Regions from separate parts of the Homo sapiens genome. Here all the other regions are linked to region 2. Evidence: chromatin contacts called from ENCODE Hi-C or POLR2A ChIA-PET data. All regions are on one chromosome and are shown on one strand. Each heading gives the region's core, a stretch centred on a gene start or an enhancer-like site at or near the end of the contact. The rest is flanking DNA. Distances are from core to core; before and after follow the strand shown.

Region 1 (2,700 bases), core at 200-2,699, 320 kb before region 2:
ACAGAAGTTCACCCTTGAGTTCTCTCAGCCTGGTTCCTATTTGCCTTCAACTACCTTTGACTTTGAATAAACTGCTGGTATAAAGACATAGAAAAGAAAAGCATCTATCAGCACACAGCTCCATCAGAACACAGGACACGGCAAGAAAGCATTACTCCCCCCATACTCCACATCAAACTCAAAAACAATGCTCCTGGCTGTCATTTTTCATTCATGCCAGCCCCGTATTTCTATTAAACAAACCTCCTTTTTATTGACTATTTCCCTCACACAGCATAATAAGGTAAACGTGAGCCCACAAAGACTACATGGTGAAACACAAAGCTTTCCTCTGGGAGGGGAATCAGTAAAAGGCAGAAGAGGACAAGTTTCAAGGGCTCTTCCTAACTGGTGTCTACCAAATGGAGAAATGATGGGGCTGCTCCTCTGCCAGAACTGCTGTGATTGACTTGAAATTAACCAGCTTTCCAAGAGACTACATGAAAAGAAAGAGTATTTCACAATCTTGAATAGTCTCCTCTCTTACTCTCTAATTTTCCCCAACCACCCTTACTCCCACCCCCCACTTACAAGAGAACTTTTGTATACATAAAGTTTCAAGGAACAAAGCATACAAACACTCACACACAAATAAACTCCCCAAACTAACACCAGCGTATAATTGTGTTTTGGTTGGAGCTTTTCCAGCCCTGTCACCTGTTCTCTGTTAGGAGTAAATGAAACCCTTTGCTTTTGCGAAGTTAGAAACAGACAAACTCTTCTCAGTTTCAAGCTGCACAAGGACCCCCTCATATCTTTCAGCCCCCTCAAACCCCCAACGAAATGAACTCACTGCTGAAAACCCAGCAATGAAAAAAAATTAATCTATTTCTCAAATACAGATTTTCGCTTCCCCTCACTCAGCTTCCCCTTTTAGCCGGAAACATATAGCGTTTCTAATTTCTCAAACCCCTTTTCAAGGGACCCTCCACTCAGGGCTCTTCCAGGGATCCCGCTTTCAGTCTTTCTGATGCAGGCAGGCAGCCCTTTTCCAAGCACATTTTGCATTCTTGGAGTCCAAGTGGGGCTCTTTCGTTTCCAGAGAAAGCTAAAAAGCAGACTTAGTGGGCTGGCTGAACTAGGTCCGACTTTTCCTCCCCTCCCCTCTGAACGGCTGCGGGGGGAGAAGGGAGCCCAAGATGAGACCCGGGCTCCGCTTATCCAGCTCCGACTTGGCTTCGAAGGCGCAGGGCAAGCGGACAAAGTGCCCACCGCTCACTTTAAAACTCCCATCCTCTTCTACCACTGCCTTCCTCCAAATTCCTCCGCAGAACTTGGCCGGCCCCCAGGAGAAACCAGAATCCTACCTTCCTTGGATTCTTCTGCTTCGGAGTGCATAATGTCAGGATAACCAGCTGCAGGGGCGATTACCGCTCACATGTACTCGGACGAGCCGCAAGTTCGCTCTGCAGCGAAATCCGCACACGACGGAAAATAAAAGGAAGAAAGCCACTAAAATCAAAACCTCCCCGGGGCGGGAGAGCGGGTTCTGGTGCAGGGATTTTCAGGGGGAAAGTTCTGCAAGAGTGACGAATCGCGTGTCAGCTGGGCGGCGGGAGTCCGCCCCCGGAGCCGCGCGCTCGGGCCGGCAGCCGGGCGGAGGCGACCTGGCGGGGCTGGCTCGGCCCGGGCGCACGCAGGTGGGGCACAGGCCCAGACGGCAGCCGACTCTCCCGAGACACAGGGCCGAGAAGAACCGTCGGCAAACGCACCAGACGGGCGGAAAAAAAGGTATAAAAAGAAAAAAAAAGTCTCATCTCAGAGCACACTGTAGTTTTACATAAATAGCAAATGCATATAGGGTAGAACCAATGCCTCTGTATTTTTGGATTACATTTTTTGATGCCCATTTGACTTTGTCTTGGAGTCTTGCAACCCAAAAATTACGGATTTTAAAGCGGCTTTGGTATGTTATTTTTGTAGGAAAGTCGCATGGATATCGTCCATGGGGTTGCAAGGACCAGCTTAAGAGAGCACAATTTCACAAGTCCCAGAGCGGGGCCTTTTGAAGAAAGTGGAGCGGCCTCCACCCTTACCTTTGCACAGCAAAAGCAGACGGGGCTGCTTACTCATTCAGTATAGCCCCGGGCGAGCACTGGTACTCCAAGCACAGCCCGGGCACTCATTGCTGCAGTTACTCCAAAGGGCCTTCCTCAGGGGGAGAGCACGGTTCCCTCCCGGCTACCAGCAAAAACTGGGGATGAATTCCTTCAAAATGCCAAAGGGGAGGTTTTCAGGATTTGAAATGCTGATAGAATAAAGAAGCCGGACAGCCTTCACAACAGATCTCAATTCTGCCCCCGGGTCTGGCCCACAGGCCCCTACAAATTGGCTGAGAGGAAGTCCCCTTAGCTCTGTGGAGCCTTGGTTTTCCCTTCTGCAAAGCGGGGACAAGAGCTGCCACTGATAGGCCTGTCTTACGGAGGTATTTTGTAGAACACTTGTTTTATCGCCAGTCTGAGGCAAAAAGTCCTCAAATAACATATCTGAAAGATCCGCTTGGAAATTATGAGAAAAAAATATACTCTTTTGACAAATTTATTTTCCAGTTCGTTTCTTTTTCTTCGTTTCCGATTTTATATAGGCAAAAACCAATAGAAACACTATGGCAAATTTAGTGAAAAGAACGTACAAAAGACATGGATTTAAGGAGTCTGAACT
Region 2 (2,700 bases), core at 15-2,514:
GTGCTATGAAACAATTTGTCAGATACAATGAAAGCTTACATTAAGACAGTGTAAACTGTGGATCATGATCTATGAGTGGGTCATGAAATCTATCTAGTGGCTTAAGACCAGTATTTTTAACAAACTAAATAATAAAACATCCTAGTAAATCACAGATAATAAGGATAAGTATTCTTTTGTGAAACTTTTATTTCTGCTTACGTTGTCAGTGAATGAATATATAAATCCAGGGGCTTATAGAGTATGCTTTCAAGAGGAAAGATAGAAAATAAACAAGATAAATTAGTAAAATATAGAATATGTTATAAGATGACAAGAAGCTGAAAAAAGGCAAGGAAGGGGAGTATATAAAATGTGAAGGGTGGGGGTTAAAATTTTAAAAAGGGTAGCCAGAGAAGACTTATTTGGGAAAGCGCCTTGTGGTTAAAGATCTCAAAGAATTGAGGGAGTTAGCCATATGGATACTTGGAGGAGGAACATTCCAGGCAGAAGGAATAGTCAGTGCAAAGGCCCTGAGTGTGGCTGGCCCGTCTGAAGAGAAGCAAGGCCAATATGACTGAAGGGGAGTGAATGGGAGGACTAGCAGGTGACGAGGAAAGAGGGTGAGTCATGGTCAGTGGGGCAGATCATGTAAGGCTACGTGATTTGTAGTAGGCAGGGCCTTGGTTTTGACTCTGAGTGAGATGGGAAGCCATTGGATGGCATTGAGGAAAAGAGTGACGTCTGATTTATGTTTTAATAGGATCACTTTGGCTGCAGGATTGAGAATAGTTTTAAGGAAGGCAAAGGCAGAAACAGAATTACTAGAATGTAAACTCCATTAAAGCAAAGTTTTTATACGTTTTATTCACTTTGTATCCCTAGTGGTTTATAATAGTGACTGGCAGATAGAGATAATCATTTGTTTAAGAATGCATATTTGCATATGTGTGCACCAGATCATGATATGAAATATATTTCTTATGGTAGATCAAGGTCAAAAGGATTGAAAACCCCTGTCTTAAAACTGACCTAGTCTTGGATCTCAGGAAAGGGATTCTCTGGGAATTGACCTTTTTTAGGCTGAGATCTGAAGAATGAACAGGAGGATGTGGGGGTGTCAGAAAAAAGACTTTTTCAGAAGTTGTAAATTTGAGAATCATCAGCACATGCATAGCATTTGAAGCTCTCTGCAGGTGTTTTTGTGTGAAAGTAAGGAGCCAAATTAAAGCCATTGCTAACCGCCTCCACTTTCTGTTTCTTATTTTGTATGCTCATTTCCTGTAGCATTCGTCCTGTTGAAAAATAGTGTAGTCATTTATTTTTTAAAAAGTATAAATCTTGAAGGACGCTTCCTGTCTCACATCATAGTAATAGGAAAAGTCAGTGAATTTGAAATTCAAATTTAGTTTATTTAAATGAGTAAGAAGATTCACGGATATTTTAGGTATGCCACATTTTTTGAGGCTATATCTTTTTACCTCTGAGTCTGATTCAATTTTGAATACTCAGAATATGCTTCTTCTATACAAGTATTGGTATGAGTTATATCATCTGCTCAAGGGACTGGCAATGATTTTCTTTATTTTTTTTCTTTTGGGGACTTTTGGGAAGGCATGATTGTGTGTTGAAATGTGAGAATGACATGAGATTTGGGAGAGGCCATGGGTGGAATGATATGGTTTAGCTCTGTGTCTCCACAGGGCAAAATAGGGACAGCAAGTCCTGAAGGAGAGGAGGCTCATACTTACATATCTGAGATAAGAACTGTTCCAAGAACTTTCTAAAAATCCTTTCACTTCTTTCATACACCCTTTGATAAGATTTATCACAAGATGGCCGGGCACGGTGGCTCACGCTTATAATCCCAGCACTTTGGGAGGCTGAGGCGGGCTGATCACTTGAGGTCAGGAGTTTGAGACCAGCCTGGTCAATGTGGTGAAACCTCATCTCTACTAAAAATACAAAAATTAGCCAGGTGTGGTGGCATGTGCCTGTAATCCTAGCTACTCAGGAGGCTGAGGCAAGAGAATTACTCGAACCCAGGAGGTGAAGGTTGCAGTGAGCTCACTACAGCGCTACTGTATCCAGCCTGGGCGACAGAGTGAGACTCCATCTCAAAAAAACAAACAAACAAACAAAAAAACGCAAAAGATTTATCACAAGACATTCTTTAAGACTGCAGTGATTAAGTTGAGCTGTTCTTGGAAAAACATTTGCCCAGTAATGGCATTTCTATCAATGAACTAACAGCAACTCTGGCTTAGAAACTCCATGACCAATGAGCCATTTCTAAGCAGCTCATGTAAATATTTTTTGCTAATAAAGGCTCTCCTTACCCTTTCTTCACTGAATGCTCTGGTGATTTGCCATGTCATGCATTCCAGATTATAATCCTTATTTCTTTTCTTTTTTCTTTTTTTTTTTTGAGACGGAGTCTTGCACTGTTGCCAGGCTGGAGTGCAGTGGCTTGATCTCGGCTCACTGCAAGCTCCGCCTCCTGGGTTCGCGCCATTCTCCTGCCTCAGCCTCCCAAGTAGTTGTGACCACAGGCGCCCGCCACCACCCCCGGCTAATTTTTTGTACTTTTAGTAGAGACGGGGTTTCACCGTGTTAGCCAGGATGGTCTCGATCTCCTGACTTCGTGATCCGCCCACCTCGGCCTCCCAAAGTGCTGGGATTACAGGCACCCGGCCTATAATCCTTATTTCTATTTCCAAG
Region 3 (2,700 bases), core at 103-2,602, 260 kb before region 2:
CTTACCCGGGCAACGAAAATACAAGGACAATGAATGACTATTCCATTCAAACTAAGGGGCATAAGAGGGAAAAAACTCTGCCCCAAATCCTAAAAAGGAATTTTATCCCATAAACATATGCATGAAAGAGGCTGCCTTTCACTATTCAAAGATGAAAGCAGCCCTTCCTGCACTCCGTGGCTGGTACTGCCTCATTAGTTTAACTTACGCAAAATAAGAACACTCTTTGAAGCTAAAAATAATCCATGAGTTTTTAAAAATAAAATTATTATTCCAAATTTCCTAAAAATGTTATGGCAAATGCCAAGCACGCAGAACTGATTCTGAACACTTTTTTCCACTTACGTAAATCGAATCCACTGCAATTGCTCCCTCTTTTGAAAAATGCTTAACTGTAAATTATGCATGACAGGCCGAAAACAGTGGCTGTACACACATGTAGCAATTGGCTGCTATTATCCAAGCAGCTAGCAGGTAGTTATTGGGCACCCAGTGTGCTAGATACAGCAGGGGAAATAGAAACAGATAAAGACATGGCCCTATAGCCCTTGCTATCTACTTGTGATAACAAGATAAATACACGAAAAGTTAAATAGTACAAGGTAGTATGTGATCAAGGGACATGGGCAAAAGTGTTACACAATTTTAGAAATTAGAGAGCTGACTACCTGGATAATACTGGAAACAAACGAGAAGGGCACCAAAACCCTAAAGGTCATACACAAACTAAAGCTAAAATATGCCAATGATTATGTCAGTTGCCTGCTCAAAAACCTTCAAAGACCCATCACTAATAATCAAAGAAAGTCCAAACTCCTTAGCTTGGCATGCAAGACCCTACAGGCCCTGACCCCTTCCTACCTGACCAGGCTTTACTCCAGCCACACTGCTCCATTAATGTCCCTTGAACACACTGACACCAGCTGCTGTCCGCCCTGCTTTGCTCCTGATGCCCTATCTCAGCCAACACCCTTTCCCTCAACCTCAGCTACTGAAAATCCATCAATTTTACATTCTGCCTCCTTCCTTTGAGGCATCCCAACACTTCTTTCCATTATTATGCAGATCTTCGCCTCTTCATACAGCCAGTCTCCAAGATGCCCCCAATGATTCCCACCTCCTGATATTCATTCTTTTGTGTAATCCCCTCCCATATGACCTGTGTAACCAATAAGTCACACACCAACAGCAATGGAGATCAAGCAAAGCTTGATCATAGGAGACATCTGAGGCTTCCACCTTATGTTCCCTTGGATCACTCACTCTAAGAAGAGTCATCCACCATGTCATGAGGACACTCCAATAAACCTGTGAAGAGGTTTACATATTGAGGAAGTGAGATTTCCTGCCTAGAGCGACTACCACTTGCCAGCTGCATAAGTGAACCAGCTTAGAACTGGATTCTCCAGCCGCAGAGAATGTTCAGATATCTGTTGACCTGGCCAGCTCACCGACTACAATCCTATGGGAGACCTCAAGCCAGAACCAACCAGCTAAGTAGCTCTCAAATTCCTGACCCACAGAAAGTGTATGTAACCATAAATGTTTTTTGTTGTTTTTAGCTACTAAGTTTTAGTAATCTGTTATGCAGCAACAGACAACTACTACACTTCACTTATGTATGCTGTATTGCATTCCAATTATTTCTGTCCTAACATTTTTCTTACAACTAGATTAATAAGTCCTAGAGGGCAGAGAATTTCTTTCTTTAACATTTTTCAACTCTGCATGCTTTAGTAAGACATTTAGTAATCATTAGTTGACTGAATGATGAGAGAATTTTTAAACTTAATGAAATCGTTGGTGAAGCTGTGTCTTGGACTGACTTCATAATGGTTTTGAATGATTTTGTAATTTATTTTTAACTTTAAGGACTTAGTAGTGTGAAAGTAGTAACAGCTGGCAGCCTGAATTCTGATCCCAGCCCTGGCTTTTAGAAAATACTGCCAAAAATATAGAGAGATCTCGCCTCACTTCTACCTCGGACTTTTCTCCCACTCTGGCTTTCCTAACTTATCCCAGGGCAAGAGCAGCTTCAAAGTGTCAGAGGTGGTAAATGGGCATTGGAGCAAGGCAAGAATTAGTGATGGGAACAGGAGGAAGAGGCTGGCAATAATAAACAGCAGCCATGTACAGGATTTGGTGTCAGTCAGCCATGTCTAAGCAGCTTGAACCTGGTAGAATCCCCTTGTGCCAGGCACCCTGCCTCAGCCCCAGAAACTGATAGCATTTCATAAGTTTTTATTTGACAAGATTTCTTCTGAATTCTCCAATCTTTAAAAGAGGTTTCCAGCCCAATACAGGTCTTCTCTTGAAGTTATGGCTAAGTACAGCCTAGCACAGTCCTTCTCTTACAAACCTAACAGTCCTCTTAGGTCTTCTTGGGATCCAGTGAAACTGCTCTGGGTGACTAGTAAGACCGAATGCCTCTCTTTAAGTCATAAATAAAAACAGAAACAAACCTGGACCAATCTTTTGGCAGTTCTTTCACAAATAAAACCACAGATACCACACAAAGATACACACTATTGGGAACACAAGTCTGATAAGTATCCCTTTGCGAAATTATAGGAGATTTGATTGTATACAATAAGTATAGTAAGGTGTGATCATGATATAAAATACACTAATTCCTAACAGGTAAGCTGGCCCAGCAGGTAAATTTACTTTGAATCAACATTTGTATTAATGACTCTGCAT

Evidence for each region. Hi-C counts contacts between places; a loop is a spot of excess contacts on that map. ChIA-PET counts read pairs that join two places held with the same protein, here RNA polymerase II (POLR2A). Pooled maps may share reads with other maps.
Region 1: a map with no recorded cell type shows a loop between it and region 2 (5-fold over the local background). The contact joins the promoter of TNFAIP8 here to the enhancer-like site in region 2. A Hi-C loop is called at or near these places in 2 of 168 maps with a recorded cell type or tissue (OCI-LY7 and naive thymus-derived CD4-positive, alpha-beta T cell), 28 of 37 single-sample maps with no recorded cell type and 13 of 50 pooled maps. POLR2A ChIA-PET finds 5 or more read pairs at or near these places in 9 of 52 experiments (BJ, CD4-positive, alpha-beta T cell, GM12878 and 6 more).
Region 3: a pooled map shows a loop between it and region 2 (3-fold over the local background). The contact joins two enhancer-like sites. A Hi-C loop is called at or near these places in 4 of 168 maps with a recorded cell type or tissue (CD4-positive, alpha-beta memory T cell, Calu3, OCI-LY7 and 1 more), 3 of 37 single-sample maps with no recorded cell type and 11 of 50 pooled maps. POLR2A ChIA-PET finds 5 or more read pairs at or near these places in 8 of 52 experiments (AG04450, GM12878, OCI-LY7 and 5 more).

Annotation. Positions count from the first base shown.
Region 1 is chr5:119,354,768-119,357,467 of GRCh38, reverse strand. TNFAIP8 (TNF alpha induced protein 8) reads right to left here and starts at 1,449. Exons shown (of 2, transcript NM_014350.4): 1 at 1,347-1,449. The coding sequence starts at 1,377. It overlaps LOC102723444 (a long non-coding RNA gene), which reads left to right and starts at 1,695. Exons shown (of 5, transcript XR_007058912.1): 1 at 1,695-1,770. RefSeq lists silencers at 763-822, 620-914, 1,543-1,702 and an enhancer at 2,353-2,492.
Region 2 is chr5:119,030,020-119,032,719 of GRCh38, reverse strand. All of the region lies in intron 1 of DMXL1-DT (DMXL1 divergent transcript), which reads left to right. Among named protein-coding and RNA genes, the nearest start is that of DMXL1-DT, 40 kb to the left of the region's middle. RefSeq lists an enhancer at 829-878. Within about 2 kb of position 1,264, at least 5 of the 41 ENCODE cell types and tissues checked have a DNase peak (open chromatin) inside an H3K27ac peak, as active enhancers do; they include GM12878 and OCI-LY7, where a contact is called at or near this core.
Region 3 is chr5:119,289,068-119,291,767 of GRCh38, reverse strand. It overlaps a transcript of TNFAIP8 not described here. Among named protein-coding and RNA genes, the nearest start is that of TNFAIP8, 66 kb to the left of the region's middle. RefSeq lists enhancers at 1,184-1,373, 1,614-1,663, 2,122-2,361. Within about 2 kb of position 1,352, at least 8 of the 41 ENCODE cell types and tissues checked have a DNase peak (open chromatin) inside an H3K27ac peak, as active enhancers do; they include GM12878 and OCI-LY7, where a contact is called at or near this core.